Regions from separate parts of the Homo sapiens genome. Here all the other regions are linked to region 3. Evidence: chromatin loops called from intact Hi-C (ENCODE). Cell type or tissue: Calu3. All regions are shown on one strand.

Region 1 (8,000 bases), 57 kb before region 3:
AAATGGCCCGGTTGTCCCATAGACATGATATTTATGGGTTTTTTGAATAAATATAGAAATTGACCTTCCTGGTCTTAAAACTCAAAGCTCACATTTGTCTCATCCGAGTTCCTTCCACAGAAAAATGACCCTCAGGCAAGGGACTGAAACTCCTCAGATCACTGCACCCAAACAATGGGACGCCAGCCCCCTCATCCATCGTGGTGGCTTCCTTGCCCCTCCCTAATTCCTGTTTTCCCACCTTCCCAGCTATATAAACCCCCCAGTTTTAGTCAATTGAGTAGAGATGGACTTGAGACTGATCCCCCATTGTCCCGGTTGATGTCCCTCTAATAAAAGCCCTCTTCCCTGGCAGTACTCCTCTCAGTGATTGGCTTTCTGTGCAGTGAGCAACAGAATCTAGACTGTACCCTGGCATTTTGGTAACACAGAGATTAGGGCACTAGTCCACAAATATGGCTGCATATTGGAATCAACTGTGAATTGTTTATTGAATGCTGATACTATTCTTAGAGATTCTGATTAATTGTTCTTGAGGGGGTGGCCTAGATATGGGGATTTTTTTAAGTTCCTGGATGATTCTAGTATATTTGTCTAGTACATTTGTCACCTGTCTTTGTTTTGTAATTGAGGTTATATGCATTGTCTTATGGTTGGCATTTTATCTCATAAAATAGTGTGGAAAGGTTTAATTGCTGTAAAATATTGACACCATTTATGAAGTAATTTTTCTTTCTTTCTTAAAGATTTTTAGTCAACAGAATAAAGTGTGAGAATCACTGATTTAGCATTCAGGCAATGAGAAGACCAAGAATGAATCAGTACGCACCCTTCTCTCCTACACACATTAGTGTATAAAACCTATGTTATCCACAACTTAAAAAATAGCTCACTTCAGTTTCAATGGCTTAAGTTTTCAGGAAAATAGATCATAGTAGATTTCATATTCTCTTATCATCCAAATTCCCTTAGCAATGTCCATCTTCCAAGTTCTAGTCAATGTCAAATATTTGTCATCTGTCTTTGTTTTGTAATCAAGGTTATAGCATTGTCTTATGGTAGGCATTTTATTTCATAAAATAGTGTGGAAAGGTTTAATCACTGTAAAATATTGACACCATTTATGAAGCAATTTTTCTTTCTTTCTTAAAGATTTTTAGTCAACAGAAAATCCTATCCACCCAGCTCTCCTCTCCTGGAAGAAATTATGCATGGAAATTCCTTTTTTACATGCTTTCATTGAAACCCAAATCAGTATCTGAAATGTGTTCTATACTAGAGCAGGTTGTGCTTCAAGCTTTGTCTTGGCAAGATACAGAAATTAAAGTCATGGGCCAATTTTTGAATTAACATGAAAATTCTTTTTTATGTGCATACGAAAACATGTCTTTGAAACATCTTGCCAAAGGCTTCTTCGTCTTCTGGTTGTTATATAAAAACATGGTCATCCCAAAGGGGCGGAAAAAAAAAAAAAAAAACCAACTGTGTTCCACCTTAATCAGATTCACAATCATGTCCTAATGTAATTTGTCCTAATCCATTTCGGAGGAAGACAACCATTTATGATTCCCAGAGACGTGTGGGAATAAATGTGGCTATACGCAAATTCCCTAGGTGCTCTGTATACTATATTTACTAGTTCATAAAAAAGCTAACTACATTTCTGAAAAGAAAGCTTTACAGATGCAATGTCTGTTCTAAATACAAAACCCTACTCTGTCACCCCACAGTCATATGGTCCTTATCTGTTTGCCATACACAAACTGTATTCTGGATTACAGTAACTTAGTTTATAATAAAAAGCACACACATTACTGTATTAGCCTAATCGTATATGTCAATGTTTGAGAGACAGTCCTATTTTTAGTTTTACTGGGAAAAGATAGGTAACACTTAGCATAGTAAGTAATAAATTACCCTGTAGTAAAATAGAAAATGATTGGTTCCTGATTTTTTCCCCAATGCCTTGGAAGATAAATACGTTAAGTGGCTTGTTAAAAAACCCAGCATAATTTTGTTTCTGAGATGCTATTGCGGAGAATGCTTCTGAGGGTATTGAATCTACAAGTTTATTCTGCAATGAAATCCTTTTTCATGGATTTTATTGTTCATTATAAGCATGTTATTACAAAAGCAATGTTTCCTATAAACAGAACTGGGACTAGATGACACATTACTGAAGCAAGCCAGAAATGTAAATAATCAAACGGTTTTTGTTTACTTTTCTGCAATGATCATGAAATCATACTGACCTAACATCTTATCATTTATTTATTTATTTTTCGTGTGATATACTTTTTTCTTTATCTCTAGTGCCATTCAATGGTCGTTTGTAGCTAAATGAACTCTGCTTTGCTCTCTTGGGCTACAGAAACTCTATTGTTTCACTTAGTCAATGATGTGGTTTCAAAGGCCATAGAGTACTCCTTATGGAAGTTTTAGGGATAGCATAATTGCTCACTGTTATCAGTGAAAGCGATCTTTGAGGACATCTGGGAATCTGATCTTCCCTCAAAACTAGGACAAATCATGAGTAAACTGATCGACAAACATGATCATTTGTAATTGAATTAAAACAAAGTAACATCTAAATCTAAATAACAAAGCTTCTCTAGGCCATGAATAGAGAGATATTCAGCTATTTAACTTTTTAAATAGCTCTGTTGACCATACCTCTGGTCAACATTAAAGCTTAAGTATCAGGTCCCCGACTCTCTAAATACTTGGCAAATGAACATCACCTACTCCTCTTCCCCACTGCTACTTACTCCACCTAAGAAATACCTTAATCCTTCATCTAGTATTCTTCTCTCCATCTTCCTCGGGCTTCCTCTCAAGAGTCCCCAATGTCTTCTTGAGAGATAATTATGCCTGTAGCTCAGGGACTCAAAGTAATCACCAGGCTTGGCATGAAAGAATGCTGGAATGCAAACTGAAGTGCGAAGCAACAAAGATTCAGTGCAGATATTATGAAAAGGGAATGCATTATAGCAATTACTCAGTTGGCCTGATTTCTGCCAGCCTACAGGATACAGCAAAGAGGCCAAAGCATAAACACCACCTAGTATTAGTCATCATGACTCATTGACATTTGGTGTTCAGGACCCAGTGGAAGTCTTTGCATAGAGATCTAGAAGCTTTGGTAACAAAGCTTCTAGAAAAGAAAAACAAAGCTCATAGACTTTTTGGCTTTTATTCAGTATAACATCAACTTCTCCCTGTGTCTCCCTTTAAAGTTGGAGGTTACAATACGTAGCTGTGTTTAGAGAAGCTTAATCATAAAATATCATGTAAAGTTGTGAAGTGCTGCTAGAGTGAACAGTTAGTTCGTTTAATGAGAGTCAGTTGCAACTGACAATGAGGTTGAGAGTGTGATTGCTGCTTGGGCTGCAGGCACTCACGCTGTCACAGTCTATAACCCGAATCCCCACCAGCCACCTATTAATGCTTGATTTTTATCACAGGGGATGAAGAAAATAGCACAGAATCATCAACATAACTTGAGAAAATTCTAAGTACAAATGTAGCCTGCATCATCAAAAAGACATGACAAGGAGGAAAAGGGGAAAACTATACATGTTTTGGAAGAAAGTTCTAGCTTTCCTAGAACTGGCCTCATTTGCCTCAAACAGTCCTAGTGTATGTGATTTTCCTGAAGTCATTATCAATTTCACTCTGAAATTGAACCAGTTTGCACAATGAATTATACAGTCTCATTCTCACTTTATCCAATTTGACATGACTCAGAAGTGTGAGAAAGCAGATTTATTTAGAGCATCTTTGATGTGTCTTGTGTTTCACATGTGCTACATAAAGAATCTGTATTAACTGTATTATTTAAACAAAGTAAAGCAATACATTCTATTGGATGGTGTCAATACACAGCGATGAAGGTGCTTAATTACATAAAGGATCATTACTTTTAATAATCATGTAAGTATTTTAATCCTGATTTTAGTAGTTTTCTAGCAATTTTTCATAAGTTACATAAAGTTACTGGAAAAGGATTCTTAGAAGTGAAACTTACAGAATTAAAAAAAAATTCTAAACTCTAGATGAGCCAAACTGTTTCACTTATTCTGACCCCTAACATCCACACAGCTGAATGGAGATAACCAAAATTATCCGATGAACTGTCCCATGTCCCAGTTGGTAGCTTAAGGCACTGAATAATGGAATCCATTGAGTGCTAAATACATCAATTATCTATTATAATTGTTATAATAATTCTGTTATAATTGTTCTGAACACTGGCAACTTTAATTAAGGAACAAGGTTGTAGTATTGGATAATGTTATGAGCTAAAAGACAATTGTTTCTAGTTTTCTTTTCTATAATTTTTTTGTGCCAGACATATTCATGCATTTTGCTCAAGGTGATTTCCTTAGACAAGGAATTTAAGCCAGACTTATTCATGGCAGCCAAATGTGACCATGCTATGCCCTCTTCTCACATACTACCAATTGTGGCAGCAGAATGGATTCTGAAACAATCTGCATTGATTGTTAGACTAGATAAAATGTTCATCTTAAGTGAAGTTAGGGACACATATTTTGGGAAGCTTTAGGGGACAGAAACTGAAGCACTAAATAATTATTCTAATCAACGCTGCTCCTCATAACAGCAGCTAATAAACCATGTGAAGCAACAGTGTGAACTACTTTTTTTTTTTCTTCCTAACAATTCATTTTGGGACCCACATGCCTAGATTATGGCAACAGCTGTTTTGGAACTAGCTTTGTTGGTTTAATCAAATGTATTTGCACTTTAAGTCTTCTCTGTGTTATGGTTATTTATTATTATTATTAAATGATATTAGCATGATCTGGGGCCATAAAGCATACAATTTAATTGCATATGTTTTCTGAAACAACAGGATTGGTAACCTGTTGCCACTTTTTTCCTTTCATTTAGGACATAAATCACTAGAGAACAACTGAAGTAGCTCTCTCTGATTTTATTTAGTGCTTTGGATCCTAACCCATAAGGGAAGTGACTGAGATTCAAACATTTTTTTTCAATTAATTTGATTTCGAAACTTGCAGGAAGCTGTCACAATGATTCAAAACTGTTTTCTCTAAAACAATAAGTGTAATCTTTGATACAACTGGGCCAGTTAGTCGCATTGTCAAATAAGTGCGGGAATAGAAAATCAGGTCAGCTGAATGGTCCAATGGTGACAATAAAATGCTGTGCATGTATATTTCCAAATACTTACTGTAGTAATTGCCACAAAAATGAGTCCTATGAAATGAACCTGAGGGTTCCCTGAGTAATAATTTATTTCACTTACTGCATATGGGTACTGACTAAGGCAGCCTCACTTTGCACTTTCAAGGAAGAGGAAAGATCCAGAACTATCTCTAAAACACTTTTGATACAAATTTGGCCAATGAAATAATTGGGCACTCAGTTAGGCAGTAAAAAAACTTACTCCAATTTAGAAACAAACTGACTGATGAGGCCAAGTAAAATAATGGGCCTCATGGTACCACAAACAGGAAAGTCAAACCTAAATTAAAATGAATATGATTCAAGCAACTATAACTTGATTACATCAGTTTTAATCACTTGATCTTTCAGCCCTGAAACACAGCTTTTTAAATACTACTTTATTTTTCTTGTATACAGTAGTCATCCTTTTCTATGTATGCTGTGTAGGTCCAGGAAACTTTTGTCAATAGAACAAGATAGCTATTTATGTCTGTATTTCATCATTTACATATGATTCATTTACTCGTGAAATGTTTATTAAGGATCTGCTCTATGCTAGCCTCATTCTAAGGACTGAGGATAAAATTATGGGCTGGATAAACAAAGGCCCTGCATACTGAAGATAAACAGCCAAGCAAATAGTAACAATAACTTAAAAATAACTGTGATAATGGAAGTCAAGGTCACGTTGGGAACATGAAGGGGCATCTCACCTAGTCTGGGGTGTGTGTGTGTGTGTGTGTGTGTGTGTGTTTGTGTGTGTGTGTGTGTCTATGTTTGTGGTGGGGTTGGTTGGAGGAGGCTTTCTGGAGGAAATGTCATTAGAGACTTGAAGGAATGCGCCAGGGGATGAAAGCGGCTCACAGCAGCCCCTACCTGCAGCTCCTCAATTAATTGTTCTTCCTGGATATGGTCCTCCCTCATTCCGGAGTTTCCTAGAGTCCAGTGAGAACTTCAGAATGCAGTCAAAACCTAGTCTCCTTAGGCTAGGATCCCAACTTGGTATAGGTATGTTCGCCTGCTGTGGTAATGTTGTTGTTTTATAACTGCATTAATTAACAACATTTAGAGATTAAAACATTTCCCTCCAAAATCCACACTTTGGGCTTCTCTTGCAAAAAAATAAAAAAGAAAGCTCTGGCAATAGTGATCTTGGCTTCCTGGGTAGCAGTTAATCCCTTGGAGCAAATAGGACTCTCCTGCACACCACAATCCCTTCATTCTTTACTAACCCTCAGTACGAATGACTGTCTCTAATATTTCATACTTCGCCTCCTCAACTTCGCTCATTTAGGTCACTTTCCTGGCATCTATAGACGTTTTGGCTTGTAACCTAGGCTTAATGCTATACCAGGTTTTAAGTAAAAGAAACACCTGATATTTCATAGCCTTTTGGGTGTTGAGTTAACCTGATCCTTCACTGCAGAGTGTATGTGTGTGGATATAGCCCACAGATGTTTAATTCACATTACCAATATATAAGAAACATCACCCTGGATATTTTTCAGTGGTTCTGTTTTTCTTGTTCATACCTTGCCCATGTATTTACAGGCAATTTTGTTATTGTTCTCAATTGAACTGCACATAATTGCTTAAACAAGACACACATTCAAATATACAAAGTGTCATTTTTTAAGTAAAGGGATATGCATGAACTCTAAAGAAAATAAGATTTTAAAAAGAATTTAAAACATACTCAAGCCTCAAATATTTGTACTTTGTGAATGAGCCTTTAAGCCTGTCTAGGCAAGCAAGATCATTGCGGAAGTTTTTTGAGGCGGATAGTAGAAACACTCATGTTTGAATGTTCAGATGAACAATACGGAAGGACATCGTGAAATGAACAATTTGGTAAAGGCATCTGGACAACACCTAGGGGCAGATGCACATACAACAGAGAAAAATAATAATATAGCAGCCTTAATGGACTCAATTACCATGCAGTACATGCTTTAGTGTCTTCTTGGGTCCCCTTAAACTGTGTATTAAACATTTGGAATTAAATTGAGGCTCATGGTGTCTGAGAAGAGGCATGTTTCAAGTTTGTTTTTCCTTGATTGTTTAATAAAAGAGGAATAAGTGAGGCTACTGGAGGGAGAACAACAATTTCTTACAAGCTAGGAATTCTGAATTCCTGACATGAAGCTGGTCCTCCTTAAATTATCGTGAAAGACATTTGACTGGACTTGGGCATGAAGCATTACGTACTGCTAATAAAGAGTGAATGAGGGGCAAAGAGGAGTGACCTGGGATTGGAGTGGGGGTATTGACCTTCCAGCAGAGTGAGGGTCAGGAGGGCTTACACGGTGAGAAGGGCAGAGAAGTGAAGAAAGAAGGAGGCCAAATCTGCAGTCATTAGACTGGATATGATTGATTGTCACTCAGCACCCATTTCTAGCCCATTCCTGTGTTCTTCCCTGCACTACAGAGCCAGAAAGTTAAAGGCTGCATTTCCTACACTTTCTTACAGGTAGGGTTCTAGAGAGGAATTAGGTCTCTCCAGTCTGATGTGCCTTCAGAAGATCTAGAAGGTAAATGAGATGGAAGCTATCTTCTTTTTTTTTTTCAGTTATACTTTAAGTTTTAGGGTACATGTGCACAATGTGCAGCTTTCTTGATATTGATTCTGACACACAAAGGAACGTCCTGGAATGTGAGGGTCAAGGGACTTTTGCAAAGGCCAGCCTCAGCATTCTGGTGGCTCCCTGGTCCCTGAATTGCACCTGTTTGTTCTCAACTGAGTAGTTCTAAAGTTGCCTTTATGTTCCCTGCTCTGTCATTGTCCC
Region 2 (8,000 bases), 310 kb after region 3:
ATATCTTCTTCAAGTACTAGAAGCCTAACACTCTCCTCAAAACCCACTGTGCAGCTTCAATGTCACCCTCATGTTTCAGGTTCTGTTATGGTAACACTCCACCTCCAGGTACCAAAATCTGCATTAGTAATTTATCACTTTATAACACATTTCTCCAAAAACTAGACAGTTAAAACAACAAATGTTTACTATCTTACACAATTTCTGGAGGTCAGAAATTCAAAAGCCACTTAGCTGTGTTTTCCTGGCTCAGGGTCTCTCATGAATCTGCAATCAAGCTATTAGCTGGGTGGGAAGCCAGGTCAGGGGTCAAATGAGGCGGCAGAATCTGTTTCCTGGCTGAGACACGTGTTTGTTGGAAGGCCTCAGTTTGTGGTTTACTATTGGCTAGAGGCTTTGGTTCCTTATCACGTGGGCCTCTCTACAGTTTACTCACAGGATGACAGCTTACTACTCCACAGCAAAAGATGAAATAGGTCGAATAGAAGGCTCTACACATATCCACAAAAAAGGGCTAACACATTTTCTGAGATGGGAAAGATAGGGTAAGTAATGAACAGGGTTTTGAGAGGCAAAATTTAAGCACCCCAATTGGACGTGTTAAATTTGAGGTGTTTTTGAGATACTCAAATGAAGTGGTAAGTAGGAATGAGACACAAGGTTCTAGGAGGAAAGATCAGAGCCTTTGGCTATCACCAGCAAGAATTAGGTGTTGGAAATTAATGAAATCACTCTGTAAGACACCTCTAAGCACATTTGTATGCATTATATTATTTATTTGTTTGTCTGTGTTACATTATTTAATCCCCACAAAAACCCAATGATGTATATGCTTTAGTGTCATAATTATTTCATACATAAGTATGGAGGCTTACAGACCTTAAGGCATTTGCCCAAGGTTACAGTACGTGGTAGAAACTAGAGTTGACTCTCTGTGATTCAGCTCTTACTCAGTGTGACTGGTCTTTCATGTAGTCATTTATTGCCTTCCTAGAACATACATTCACAGGGTAACAGGTTTTTTGTGGTTTTTTTTTCACTTACTTGACCCCCCTATATTTTCTATGACTAGGTCATAAAAAGTCCCCTTGTGAAAACAATTAAAGGTTAAATCAGTGGATGTATATGGCCCTTTGGAAACAAATAGAAAGGGCTAGATGGTAAAATCTTATTAAATCTTATGTCATTTCCCTTTGTACCATTTTCCAAAAAGGATCAAACAGAGCAAGCATGCTTTACAAAGAGAATGAACTCCTTCACCAAGCCAACTATGTGCAAATCTTCTCAAGTATTTGAGAAGCATCAATTCTTAGTGAACTAACTAAAATGTATCTCTTCATTAAGGAAGATTTTATCACAAACTTTACTATGTAATAATTATTTCATGCAGCTTTAGTCATAGTTCTGCTTTTATATAAAAGTAATTCTTTTGTTATATAAAAATTTACTTTGGAATACTTTGCAGCCTGAACTTTCCACCAGATCCTATCAATCTAAATAAGTGATGGTTGACTGTAACTGGGGAATACAAAGAAAACAATTTGGCAAAAATTACCAGTAAATATTGTTGATCAACCAGAAATTAAGATAGTAATGTTCTACTTATTCATGTAACATTCAAACAAAATTCAAAAGATTCCTGGCTATCACTGAAGAAGTTAAATATTGTTTTCCAAAATTACCTGTCTAGATTTCTCCAGCCTGGATCACCTTTTCTAACAGCAATATGAAGAAATGACACGGAGAGTGCAAGATTGTTCCAGAGGCTTCTTTCTTCAAAAGAGACAAAACAATCCCTCCAAATGTTTTGTCATTTTCCCATAAATAGCTATAAATCCTATTTTTGTTTCCTTAACTCTCTTTTGGACAAGCAGCAAAAGTCATCAAAGAACAGATTAAGTTCTACAAACTGGGTGGTTGCTATTTTTCATTTTATCTACTATTGAATATTTCACTTGGATATTAATATTCATACTCATGATCTTCTTGCTTGTGGTAATGGCTAGTATAGGGGAGAAGGAAAAAAATAAAGGACATAATTCTAGCAAATATTCACTGACTACCTCTAATGTGCCAGGTATTAATCTAAGGACTTTATATGCACCAATCCACAGAATCCTCACATTAACCTTTCAGGTAGATACTATTATTGTCTCCATTTTACAAGCAAGGAAATGGCAAAAGCAAGGGGACCTCAGGCCTAGAGAGCTGACCTCCAGAGCACTGTACCTAACCCCTATATTAATGAGTTCTGAGTTTCATATTCTGATTATATTTTAGATAATTTGAACCAACTCTATTCAAAAACAATGGTTTGTGTGCAAACATACAGGAAATCATTCCCACACTGCAATTACTTATTTAGAAATAAAAATAACCTAACCCTATATGGAAAATTATCTCTTTGTTGGAATTCCTATCAAATTTATTAAGCCTCAGTAAATATCAAAACAGCAATATTAAAATTGTCTTTGAATTCAATGTCAATTCTTTAATTTTCTTGTTAAAACTAAAAACATGCATGAACCATGCTACTAAGCAATGTAAACAACATATTTCAGTAAAATATTGTATAACAATATATGAGATTCTGAATTTCTATGTAGAAATGCTCTCCTTTGTCATTTAAACTTTTTTATTTTTTCATTTAAATATGTTAATTTTCTCTCCATTTTCAAAAAAATCACACATTTAAGTACACAGGTAATAGGAAATTTTATACTTAGCAATCCAATATATATCAAGGATACACATGTGGTATAATTAATAACTACTACAATGATTGAAAATGTGTATACATGATTGAAATAAAAATCCAAAGTTTATATCACAGGCAAGACTAGATTTTTTCCTTTGAAGGGTGAAACCTTATGAAATAATTCTCGTTAAATATAGCCTCTGTGTTATATGGTTAACAACACTCATACAGTAACTTAGATTGAAGAGTTAATCTGATAAGCATCAAGCTAAAGAATAAATTGCAATAAAGCCTTGGAAAAACTTAAATAGTTGCATTCCCACCAGATGAAAGGAAGTATGTTTACCCAAATCCATAAGAATGTTCAGGACACTTATGCCCATGGGCATTTTTCATTCCTAGATGTTTGGAGTCTGGCCTGGAGAAGGAAAAGGAAAAGTTCTAATTGTCAATAGCTTTTGATAAGAGGTTAACCGAAAGAAAGTTTGTCTAAAATAGAGTGTTATTGACTGGAGAAAGTCTCAGGACAAGGTAAGAATTGCAAACTTCAGGACTTTTTTCTAAGTTCTAAAAACCTCCAGCAATGCCTTAATTTAAAACAGCTACAAGCAATTTGATAATATGTATCAGAATTAAAGCTGCGTAGATAAAGCTGGAATTTGCTTCTTCCACGGAGAGGAAAATATGGAGTTCCTTCACACTTCCAATAGATCTTTTGAGAGAGAACACTGAAATGTAATAGAGAGGAGACAGTAGACACTGTGGTTGAAAAAGGAGGAAGCAGCACTGCCTGCTTGGTGCTGCCTGGCATCAGGACCAGACCCCAGACCCAGACTGGACCCAATAAAGGAGCAAGTGAAGGAACCTCAGGATACCACATTCCTGCCACAGACTCCTGAGATCCTAGTTACAGGTGTTCCCACAACCTGCAGACCTTTGGACTGGCAGAGGGAATTACCTGGAGAATATGTAGAGGTATTACTTGAACCCCTGAGAACCCAAAAGGCTTCAGGGTGCGAGGCAACTGCAGCAAAAGGTGAGTCTGGGCACCTACTCTCCAAGGCTCTGCATCCTGCCCTGGGTGACTGCAGCTCTTGCTGTCTGTCCAGCTGGGAGAGAGTGGGGACTGGGATGATCACCCACCCAAGACAGGCCTGGCTGCCATTGCAGTGGGACCTAGGTGCATCTGAACTGCATGCCCCCATGCCTGCCAGGCCCTCACCAGACTGCCTGTCTGGTCATTCCCAGAGGAGGAGAGGTATGCGGTCCCCATGGCATAGCCTCCATCACACTGCCTGGGTGGTTTGTTGGCAGCCTGGGAGGAATTTACTCTCCAAATCACAGCCAATGTTTGACCCTGAGGAGCCAAAGGACAAACTACTGGCACAGTCCCAGTTTCCCAGGACCCAATCACACCACCTGTGGGTATGGGGAAGAGATTTGTGAACTGTCTCCAGGTGGGGAGGAGCTCCCACTGACAAAGCACAGTGAAGAGTGTGTAGTGGTGCTCCCTTCACAAAACTGGACTAGGAAGGATGTGGCCTGAAAGCTGCAGTTTCTGCCACAGGAAGCCTTGAGGTCTGGGATGCTTGGGACGGTGTGGTGATCTGGGTGCAGACGGCTTGGAACTAGCCTAACAAGTCAGGCCTGTTGCCAGTGACAGAGACCCACCTGCGCAGAGGTGTCAGAGCAGAGCTGAACAGGCCCTATGGCCCCTACCTTCTGAGCTGAAAACCATGGCCACCCCTCTTTCCATGACAGGTGCAGAAGGAGTGCCTCAATCCCTCCCTGGAGGGTTGTCCCAGTGACCTGAGGACTTCCCCGACAACCCCTCAAGGGTGCAGCACTCAGAGAGCCTGGTAATGGGCTTGCACAATCCAGCTCCACCTAGCTAGCCCTGCCTAGCTTTGCCCCCTCCAGCTCCTTGGCAGCAGAGTGCAGAACGAGAACCCTGAGAGCCCCATGTCTCGTCCATTGCCAGGGACACCCTGGTATTGCTCTCATCAACAAAGGCCAAGTAAAAATCCCAGTCATCACCGCAACTGCATCTCACCTACAGGCCCCACTTAATGGCATGGATGCCAAACTGCATGACTCACCACAACTTCTGCTGACATCACTGTACAGCGCTCAGCCAGCTCTTACCTGCAAGTGCCACCTCCTGGCCTGAAGGTTGAACTGCCCAACCAAATTTAATTTCTGCTGACAGAAGTGAACACCGCTGGGGAATGAGATAAGTCTCTTGAGACCTCCACCTACCCACTGCTATAGGAGACAGTAAGCCTGACCACACATACTTGAGAAAACCACTGTACTAAGGATGTCTATAACCAAGGAATTCATACAGTGCCTTAGCCTGCTAAAAGCACATAGAAGCAAAACCAAAAGACCCTATGCAACAGATGGAGCAGTAATAGCCTCAAGAGGAGAAGAAAAAAAATCCCACCCAAATGTAAGTAAATCCAAAAGTAAGAACTGACATATAGAGAAGGAACCAGAACAAGAACTCCAGCACCATGAAGAAACGAAATGTTGTGGCATCCCCAAAGTGCCACTCTAGCTCTCTAGCAATGGATCCTAACCAAAATGAAAACGTTGAAATGACAGGCAAAAAATTCAAGATACAAATTGCAAAGAAGTTCAGTAAAATCCTAGAGAAAGTTAAAAAGTAATACAAAGGAACACCAAAATAAACCAGGAATTGAAAGACAAGCTGGATATGTTTTTTAAAAAACACAACACAATTTCTGGAAATGAAAAATTTACTGAAGGAATTTCAAAACACAGTTGAAAGCTTTAATAATAGATTATACCAACCAGAAAAAAGAATTTCAGAGCTTGAAGAACAGTCTTTCTAATTAACCCAGACAGATAAAATAAAGAAAAAAGAATGTCGAAAGAAAAACAAAGCTTTTAAGAAATATGAGATTATTGAGAGCAACCAAATGTGACTTATAGGCATTCCTGAGGAAAAGAAGAAAAAGAAACCAACTTGGAAAACATGTTTGAGATAATAATTCAGAAAAATTTCCCTGATTGTACTACAGATGTAGACACCCAGAAACAAGAAATTCAGAGAATACTTTAAGACACTATACAAAATGAACATCACCAAGGCATATAGACATCAGGCTATCCAAGGTCAAAATAAAAGAGCAAATCTTAAAGGCAGCTAGACATAAGTGTCAAATAATCTATAAAGAGAATCTCACAAGACCAACAGTGAACTTCTCAGCAGAAACCTTACAAGCCAGAAAAGGATGGGGGCCTATTTTTAGCCTTGTTAAGGAGAAAAACTGCCGGCCAAGAATTTTACATCCCACCAAACTAACCTTCATAAATAAGGAGAAATAAACTTTTTCTCAGACAAGCAAAAGATGATAGAATTCATCACCACTAGACCAGCTCTGTAAGAAATGCTCAAAGGAGTTTTAAACAAAAAAATGAAACGATGATACTCACCATGAAGAAAAAGCACATGTAAATAGACATATCACAAATCCTATAAAACAGTTACAAAATTGAGACTCCAAGGAAACTCACTAACAATACTGTGAAAGAAACAAAGTCTCACATATCAATATTCATGTTGAACATAAATAGTCCAAAAACTGCACTTAAAAGATGCAGGCTAGCAAATTGGATCAAAAAACAAGATCCAACCATCTACTGCCTACAACAGACATTTACAAATTCAAAGTAAAGAGGTGGAAAAAGATACATCACACAAATGGAAAACAAAAGCAAGCAGAAATAGCTATTTTTACATCAGATAAAAACAGACTTTAAACCAACAACAGTTAAAAAAAAAAGATAAAGAAGGGCATTATATAGTGATAAAGGGTTCAATATGATAAGATTTAAATATCTTAAATATATATGCACCCAACAACAATCACTGAAATTCATAAAACAAATACTACTAGACCTAAGAAAAGAGATTGGCACTGAAGCACTAGTAGGGGACTTTAACACTCCACTTCACAGTGTGCAACAAAAAGTCAACAAGGAAACTCTGGACTTCAACTGGACTCTAGACCTAGTAGACATTTACTGAACATTCTAACCAACAACTCCAGAATACACACTTTTCTCATCTGCATGTGGAACATTCTCCAAATTAATCATATGCTTAGCCATAAAACAATGCTCATTAAATTTTAAAAAAATATCAAAAGCATCTCCAGTATCTTCCCAGGCCATAGTAGAGTAAAATTAGAAATCAATACTAAGAGGAACTGTCAAAATTTACACAAAGCTTGAGGTGATGGATATCCCATTTACCCTGTTGTGGTTATTACACATTGCATGCCTGTATCAAAATATCTCACATACTCTATAAACATATACACCTACTATGTACACATAAAGCTTTAAAAACTAAAAAAAATCTATAGAAGTGCGTGGAAACTAATAACTTGACTTCATTTTACCAATTTTGCTGGAGAGGTTGACATGCAAATTCAATAAACTCAGAGAACCCTTGTGAGATACTACGTAAGATGACCATCCTCAAGACACATTGTCATCAGATTCTCCAAGATCAATATGAAAGGAAAAGATCTTTAAAGCAGCCAGAGAGAAGGGACAGGTTATTTACAAAGAGAACCCAATCAGGCAAACAGTAGACCTTTCAGCAGAAACCTTACAAGCCAGAAGAGATCTGGGGGCCCATTTATAGCATCCTTACAGAGAATAAATTCCAGAAAAGAATTATAGCCCACCAAACACTCTTAAGCAAAGAAGTAAATTGCTTTTCAGGCAATCGAACATTAAGGGAATTTCTTGCCGCTAGACCTGCCTTATGAGAGATCCTAAAGGGAGTGCTAAACATGGAAATGGAAGAATGATATTTGCCACCAAAAATACCACACTAAAATACATAGCTCATTGACGCTATAATGCAACTATACAATCAAGTTTATGCAACGTAAGCTAACAACATGATGGAAGTACAGGATATTTGAAACATAAATGAGAATAAGGAAATCACATGTGAATTTTAGCAACCTAAAGCATTCATTTGTTCATTCATTTACAATTTCATTGTCTGTCTACCATTTGACAATGCAATGGGTACTAAGCAAAGATGGAATATAAACTTGAGAAAAATAAGCCGACCGAAACTGGCCCTGAGGAGAATTTCAAAAGGTCCTGGATGACTCTAATGTTATAATTTCTCTTAACTTCAGGAAGGCAATCATTACATGGGGCATCCACCCTATAAAAAAATAAGTCAACACTGGATGCAATAGTATGCCTTAGTTCTGTATCTCTGACCTTATTGTATTTCTGCTTTATC
Region 3 (8,000 bases):
CATTCTTTGTTACATTGTCTATCTGCTTGGTGTGCATGTGTGCTCACACATGTGCGTGTGAGTGTATGTGTGCATGTGTATGTGTGTGGGAGTATGTTTTTATTTGACAGTGAGTGCACTAAGAATTTCCTGTGGTGCCAGCACACAGCAAAAGGTGGTTGGAAATGATGAAAGATTTATTTGAAAGCAAACTCAGTCATTCATTAAGCTGTGCCCATTATAAATTATTCAGCCTCTCTGGACCTCAATGTCCCCATTTATAAAACGGGAAAATATAACAATTAGTACTAGTACATACAGAGTACCTGTAATACATAGTATACCATATAGACATAATAAATTATAGCTGTGGATATTATCATTGTTATTCTTATTCAGTTATATTTGGCTAATTGCTCAGCAATACTTGGGCTATACTCTTAGCCCTGCCTTTATTAATCCTAAATATTAAAGATTAGACTTGACACACTTTAGTTCCGAGACCTGTGACCTTCCACACTGCCTATATCATAGTCACCAACAATAATTATTTACTGGAATGGTTAGATAGTGCTTTGTGTTTGCAAATTGCTTTCCAGCATTTAAAACCCTTTAGTCTTACAGCAACCCTATGGTGTTGATGTCACCTTGACCATTTTGCTTATTAGGAAGTTAAGGCCTGGGAAAGTTAGAAAAAAAAAAAAACCTGCTATCATTTGGTCAGGGCTGGAGCAGGGATCAAACACAGGTTTGGGACTATAAAGCTCTACCCTTCCCATCATTCTCTATTTTGGTCTCTAAGCCAACAACAGGCTGGATACTATGTTGTGCAGACAGAATGTATTATTCAAAGTAGAATATATTGGTGGGGAATGGAGTGCTATTACTAATTATCCTGAGACAAGAAAAGCCAGTCAGGCAAAGCAGGATATAGGATCACACTGGTCAGAATATAAAAACAAGGCGTATCTTCAAACTCCAGCTTCCTTAGCAAATAACTTGGGAGTTAGAATATAACTACAAACACAAAAATTTAAGTAGCTTAGAAGATGCAGGTAAGTGATAGCAGTCATAGCTATCCAGACAAGAAAAATACATGCCTTAGGTAGAGGGATATGCTTTACTCATTTCTAAGATCCTCGTACTTGGTACAGTGCTTTGAACATAGTAGAAATTCATTAAATGTTTATTAAATTGAGTCAGACTTCTTTGAGTTGAAGTGTTCAGAGAAAATGAGGGGGGAGGGAATTATAGCTGAGGTTTATGCAAAGTCTTTTCCATTGGCTCATGGTGGCAATAAACTTGTGATTTATGTGACCTTCCCTAAATAAGTCACTAGTGTGATTCTTGAAATATTATTGTGCATTAAAGCTACAAAGCACAATGCATACTAAGCTATGATTAATCACATTGTGGGGAAGGATTGGGGACAGAAAAGGCAGAGATAAGGAAATTCATTTCCTGTTTAAGCAAGAAATATCTTTCAAAAAAATTTTGTTTTTTGAGACGAATCTCGCTCTGTTGCCCAGGCTGGAATGCAGTGGTGAGATCTCGGCTCACTGCAACCTCGCCTGCTGGGTTCAAGCAATTCTCCTGCTTCAGCCTCATGTGCAGCTGGGATTACAGGCATGTGCCACCAGGACCAGCTAATTTTTTTTTTTTGTATTTTTAATAGAGACAGGGTTTGCCATGTTGGCTAGGCTAGTCTCAAACTCCTGACTTCAGGAGATGTGGCCTTCTCAGCCTCCCAAAGTGCTAGGATTACAGGCATGAGCCACCATGCCTGGCTCCTTATAAATATTATTAACCTAAAAATAATTGGCTGATTTCATTAATCTTGGTAGAATAGGTTCTATGATTGACATAATAGGTTGCGTTCAATCTAAATGCCCCACACTGAATTCTTGAGTAAGCACAACTATAATGTTTTGAGGATGCTAATTCATATAAAGTCTTCCCTTTTATATACAACTCATTCCTGATGTCATCCCTAGGTAGTTACATCATGGTGTGCTCAATAATACAATACCGTTCTGTGTTTCTGGTGAGAACAACTAGAATTTATTTTGACGTGGGAGTTGTCACACTTCATAAAATCTCTCTGAATGAATTCAAAGTGATACGTATAGAATCAGTGGGCGTGTCAGTTTGGTAGAAAAAGAAACCTAAGTGACACACTTGGCTTCCTGGTTGTTTAAGACATACATCCTTCAATTTACTGGGCTTCAGGGATTGGGTCTGGGAGTATGTACAAGAAGATCCATGAAGTATTAAGACTGGTGGATGAGGAACTAATTCTGACATCTGGGGCCAGTGTCAACCATCTCTCACTGAACCCTCCCAGGCCCTGCTGCTTTGATTGTAGTCTGCAGTGATTCTCCCCAGAAGAAGAGCTTTTGGCATTAGAAGGGAAGTATGATGTAGTGACTACAAGTATGTACTGGAATCAAGGATGCTGACTTTTAGGTCATCTGTGCCACTGACTAAATGGAAGTCCTTGGTCAAGTCACAGACCTTTTCTGGGCTTCTGGTCTTCATCTTCAAAATTAATGCTTGGTATAAAGCATGCCTAAGGCTCTTCATGTCCCTAATGACATTTCCTTATCCACTTTCTGCAAATATTTGCCATCTTTCTCTGAACTAAGTGGTATCAGAAGGTACACGAGTGCACTCATCCTCACAGCTGGCTAGTAAAGTCAGGAAAATCCACCATCACTGCAAAATTTTTCAAAACAAAGGCTTCTTCTCAGTTTTTACCCCTCCTTCCAAACTTTATTGTATGAAGCTTTGCCCCAGTCCTTTTCTGATTTTTAACCAAACTCAGTTGTCCAAAAACCAAGATGCTGGTAGTTTTCAAAGGTCTAGAGGGTTGGAGAATTGTTAAGTAAAATGTCAATTTCATTAACTGCAATTTTCTGTGTCTTTACTTAAGAAAATGCTTGTGTTAATTGACTAGAAAAGTTCTGCACATACATTAAAATTTATTAAGAAAAGGCTGCATAATTGTTAAGTGACCACAAAGATTCCAAAGGCTAAGGTGGAAAGTTTTCTCAACTGCCCCCTCCAGTAGGAGTGAAGAATTATAACATTTTACTAACCAGTCTGTGCAATGAACTGTGGCTGGAAGATCAGACACGTACATGTAAATACCTTGCTCAGGAGGAGAGAGAGCAGCGAGGACTGCATGTTCCAACTGAACTAAAACACATGGAGATATAGAATGACCCATTCAGCTGAGGATAAGATGGAAACACCTCAAACACCAAGACGATCATAGGAAAGGGCACCCAGCCATGCCTTGGCTATGGCTAATAGATTTCCTGTTAATGATTAAGTCGGAGGAATCCATGGAGTGCATGGCCTCAGTGGCTTCTCAAATCCCAGAATGAGGCATTTGCAGGTGACTTGAAGGTCTGTTAATGATCACTGAAGGTAAAAGCTGCTTGTTGACAGGTCTCTACTTTTTCTTGTGAAATTACTTAGCTCCTCTGGGATAACTGTATAGAACTTTGGATAAAAATATTAAAATTCTATTTAGTTGTACAATGTTTTAATGCAAATTTTTAACCATAAAACCAACCGCTCCATTCAGTTAAATTAATAGAATTACAAAAAAGATGTAATGATAGCAATTAAGTCTTGAAAATGCAAATTTTATAGTCAAGGACAATTACCTCATTTATAGTATATTGGAATGGTGCCAGATGAAGGTAATTTAGATCCTCCCAGCTCACAGTTACATCATGATGGATATCTTCATTTCATTAGTTCAACAAAGATGGGTGAGAAGTTAGACAATACATAAAAAAACTAAAGCGTATTTGACCTTTAGTATAACTAGAACCAGAATTCATTCACTAATTTATCAAGTATTTAATGAGTACCAATTATCTAAAATATTATTTATATATTTTGTCTGCCTTAGAGAAAAAAAAGTCTTTATTTTCACATCTAGAAAGCACTGGTTTGTAGAGAAATCAGATTTCTTCAAAACCAGGCCAGGTTTTTGGTGCTTGGTGAGTATCTTTATGTGCAATGCAGATGACCTAATTTTGTGTTGATTGGAGTGATACCAAGTCTCCCTGCAAAAGAACAATGGGTTTTTCACTAATTATCTTCTCTTTTATTTGAGCCTGCTTCAAGTAATTGTTGGTGTCTTAAAATCATGCAGCTGTGAAAGTTGGGCTACCTAAATGATTACTTTTGTCATTTTAAGATTTTACTATGTACTATCTTATGTTCCATATTTTCACATTATCATCTTGGCTGCAGTTCATTTGTACAACATCCAGAAGTTTATCATTTCCATATTACAGGAAGACAAGTAACTTTACAAAAATTTTTTAAATAGAGAGATTTAATAATAAGAATGTAGGCTTTTCAAACTTCCAATTCTATATTGTCTTAATGCAAATTTTCTGCTTATGTTCATAAAAAAAATCTGCATTGCTCATGATCTCCCCTTTTGCCCTCTAGAGGGCACTAGATCACACTCCTGATGATAAAAGGAGTCAAATTGAAGCCCTATTTGCTGATGTTAAAATTTCCCCTTGAGTCATTATCTTTGGAGAGAAAATTTCTGCTGTCTAAAGGAACCAGTGACTATGAGGAGCAGGTAGTTCACTTCTTGCCACGTTGTTTCTAAACAGAGGGAAAGCAATGCGCTTGGGGGTTTTGAAGACTGGCTGCCCAAGTTCAAACACATGGCTCAGGCACTTCCTGAATATGTAATGTTGGGCAAATTATTTGTTTCTGTGCCTCAGTTTCCTCATCTGTAATATGGGGATAATAATACCTACTCCACAGCATAGCTGTGAAGATTTTAAAAAATGATAATATGTATAAAGAAGTTGGGGAACAGATACAGCCTATAGCAAGCACTATTAGTATTAGAGTTTTTTTCAATATTTTATAGCAAGCACTATTAGTATTAGTTTTTTTAATACCTTTTTTTGGAACATAATCCCCAATAATGATTCTGCGCTACTGCCCCTGGATTTCTTCCTTAGTCCCATGACTCAAATGGGCAAGCCTCTATTAGGACCATCTAAGAGATCTATGCAATTCCCTTACAAGATTCAATATTGGCTTAGCGTACTTTTAAAGAGGCTGATGCCATTGATTCAATAGACGTCAAAACAGAAAGTAAACCTCTTCAAAGTCAGGATGACATAACTTTGTAGTTTTGCTTTCTTGCTCACTTTTGGATAATAAGCCCCAAACCAAAATATCAAGAGTTTATTGTAATGAAAGGCCATAGAAACACATACTAGACAAATGAGTATACAGAATAGATATATGGCCCTTCTTTAGTCTATGGAAAATATTTTATTTTCCTTGAATGCCATATATAGTAAGAGTCATTAGGATTTTTTTCCCCTGGAACTTACATAGCAGCTAGAAGAGCCAATAATGCTTTTGAAATTCAACCTTTGTTTCTAGTGATGATGTCTAAGTCTTTGTGGATTTACTGTCTTGGTTCATTTAGCTAGCAGTAGAACGAGAGTTTTCACAAAATATCCCCCTGGGTCATGGTGGCGGTAGTGGTAATCCTCTATCTTCTTTCTCTCCCTGATATTTATATTTATTTATTACGGTAAGTTTTCTAATGCATAAAAATGTAATGTAAGAAATGATTATAAATCTTTGGCTATATACATGTTCAAAGAGATATTTAAAATTAGTTGTCCCTGATCCTCTCAACGTAGATATTAATTCATCAGTAAGTCAACTGATAGTTTGTGCCATAACCTCTAATAGATCTGGCTTTGCCCTGGAAGCCCATGCAGGCTAAAATCAGCAGCCAACCCTTTGCCTGGATTGTACTTCTAAAAGAGTTAGAGTTTGAAGTGCCGTATAAGTATTTTAAATATATTTGTATTGATGTACACAACCGGTTTGATCATTATTAATGAACTAATCGACTAAATACTGTATTAGATAATCAGTTGGTGGAGCCTAATAATAGTATCAGCTCTAGATGTGAGTATCTCTTGGCGTTCCTGTAGTCTGATTTATGAATGGTATGCTACACATCAATCTTTACACACCCATTCAGAATAAATAAGCAAGATGAAAGGAGATTCACATATTCTTTATAAAGATAAGTCTTATGAGGTAATGGCTCTATGATGGTTAATACACCCTATTCTCATAGCATTATGATAGAACCTAAAACTTAATTGCTCTGTTCAAAAGAGAAATAATGCAATGTTCCTACTTAAAATGGTTTCTTATGCAAAGGCGTAAAATTTCTGGCATTAGAGAAAACAAAAGCGTATCTGGTACTCTAGCTGCTGTGTCTCAGTTGTAAAAATCTCGTCTGTGATCATAATAGGATATTGATTAGTATGGAAGCTATACAAAGCTGAATTGCATTTCTTGGTGGAGTACGAAAGGTCACTGTTTGATTACTCAATAACTTTTCAAATACAAGAAATGCTATTTAAAAGTATGCTTGAATGATTGGTTTGTACTATAAGAGGGAAATGGGGGAAATGGTACTACTTTCGTAAAGGTAGTTAGATGTTAAATTCTTATATCATTTTCTATTCATGTATATTTAACATTCTGTACTATTTTATATACTAGAACATAAACCATTAAATCAAATTATAAGTGCAATTTTACATGTTATCCATGTGATATCTAACTTACAAGACATATAATTCACTTGTTTTTAGGTATTAACTGAGTTTGTCACTATGGCCATCTTATATTTGATGGCATTTATTTTCTGTGATCATAAATATAAGGTACTTCATATTATTATAGAAAATGTAAAAAATACAGAACTATATAAAGAAGATAACAAATTACCAATAATTCTGATATTCTGATTAACTTCTTTCCTCTTTTTATTTATAAAACAATATAAAGTCTTATCATGTATTTATTATATTTGCTACAAGTTATAAATTCAGGATCATTTTATAATAGTTTTAATGATAATTTTCCCCTTTTAACTGGGAATGCACTCTTAGGAATAGTAAATATTCTTGAAAAAATGATTCTTAATAACTGCGTATTATTCTAAATTATGGATAGACCATAAAATATTTAACCTGTTAGTTTGTGCTCATAAATACCTCCGAACTCTCCTGTTTATGTGACCTATAGTTTTGTTAAGAGCCTTGTATGATGGACATCGGCATCATCCTCTTTGATCCCGTTACTTTCTCCTTACATTGCCACTGATTTCCTCTTTTGGCATTACAGGTTTCTTTCTAATCACTGGCACACATGCCCAAGCCCAGGGCTCACTATTTGCTCAAACAAGTATTCACCTTTGATAGATTGAGTAACCTCAATCTGACTTGGCAAAATAAAGAAACCTTATTGAGTCTATTGCAAGGACTGGCTAACAGCATCCCAATACTTGGTTAGAACTCCAACCATATTTACCAAATGTATTAGGATGTTCTTGCATTGCTATAGAGAAATCCCTGAGGCATGGTAATTTATGAAGAGAACGGTTTAATTGGCTTACAGTTATACAGGTTGTACAAGTATAGCACCAACATCTGCTCTGCTTCCAGTGAGGGCCTCAGTAACCTTCCAATCACAGTGGAAGCTGAAGGGAGAGCAGGCATGTCACGTGGCAGGAGAGGGAGCCAGAGAGAGAGGTGGGAGGTGCCACACACATTTCAACAAGCAGATCTCATGAAAACTGACTCATCACAAAGAGCATGGTGCTAGCGCATTCATGAGAAATACGCCCCCATGATCCGATCACCTCTTACTTGGCCCCACCTCCAACAGTGGGGATTACATCTCAACATGTGATTTGGTGGGGACACAGATCCAAACCATAGCATCAAATATATAGATGACTGAATGACAAGAGGCAGGTCGGAGAAGGTAGAAAGCAGTGCATGTAGAGAGAGTGGAGAATTTGAGTAGCAGATCATGAAGACAGAAGAAAAATGGGCGATGTAAAAATAGAAAGAATAGCACAGTAATGGGCAGAGGAAACAGAAATAGGGTGGAATACATGAGAACAGGGTGGAGGATTTGGGTGT

The links. A loop is a pair of places that touch in the nucleus more often than their neighbours do. Peaks named below come from ENCODE experiments on the same cell type or tissue, not always from the same donor. Only the 100,000 strongest peaks of a DNase experiment are listed, where the experiment ranks them.
Region 1: a loop joins it to region 3, with 9 times the contacts of the local background. A loop is called at or near these places in 5 of 110 quality-filtered maps.
Region 2: it touches region 3 in a loop (2.4-fold over the local background); 4 of 110 quality-filtered maps call a loop at or near these places.

What each region holds. Positions count from the first base shown.
Region 1 is chr6:9,479,197-9,487,196 of GRCh38, forward strand. No RefSeq gene overlaps it. Among named protein-coding and RNA genes, the nearest start is that of HULC, 830 kb to the left of the region's middle. In Calu3, no CTCF peak of the experiment used is centred here; a DNase peak (open chromatin) is centred at 3,025.
Region 2 is chr6:9,847,354-9,855,353 of GRCh38, forward strand. It overlaps the pseudogene OFCC1. Among named protein-coding and RNA genes, the nearest start is that of TFAP2A-AS2, 550 kb to the right of the region's middle. In Calu3, no CTCF peak of the experiment used is centred here; a DNase peak (open chromatin) is centred at 4,818.
Region 3 is chr6:9,536,257-9,544,256 of GRCh38, forward strand. No RefSeq gene overlaps it. Among named protein-coding and RNA genes, the nearest start is that of TFAP2A-AS2, 860 kb to the right of the region's middle. In Calu3, a CTCF peak has its summit at 4,459 (motif pointing right); a DNase peak (open chromatin) is centred at 3,315.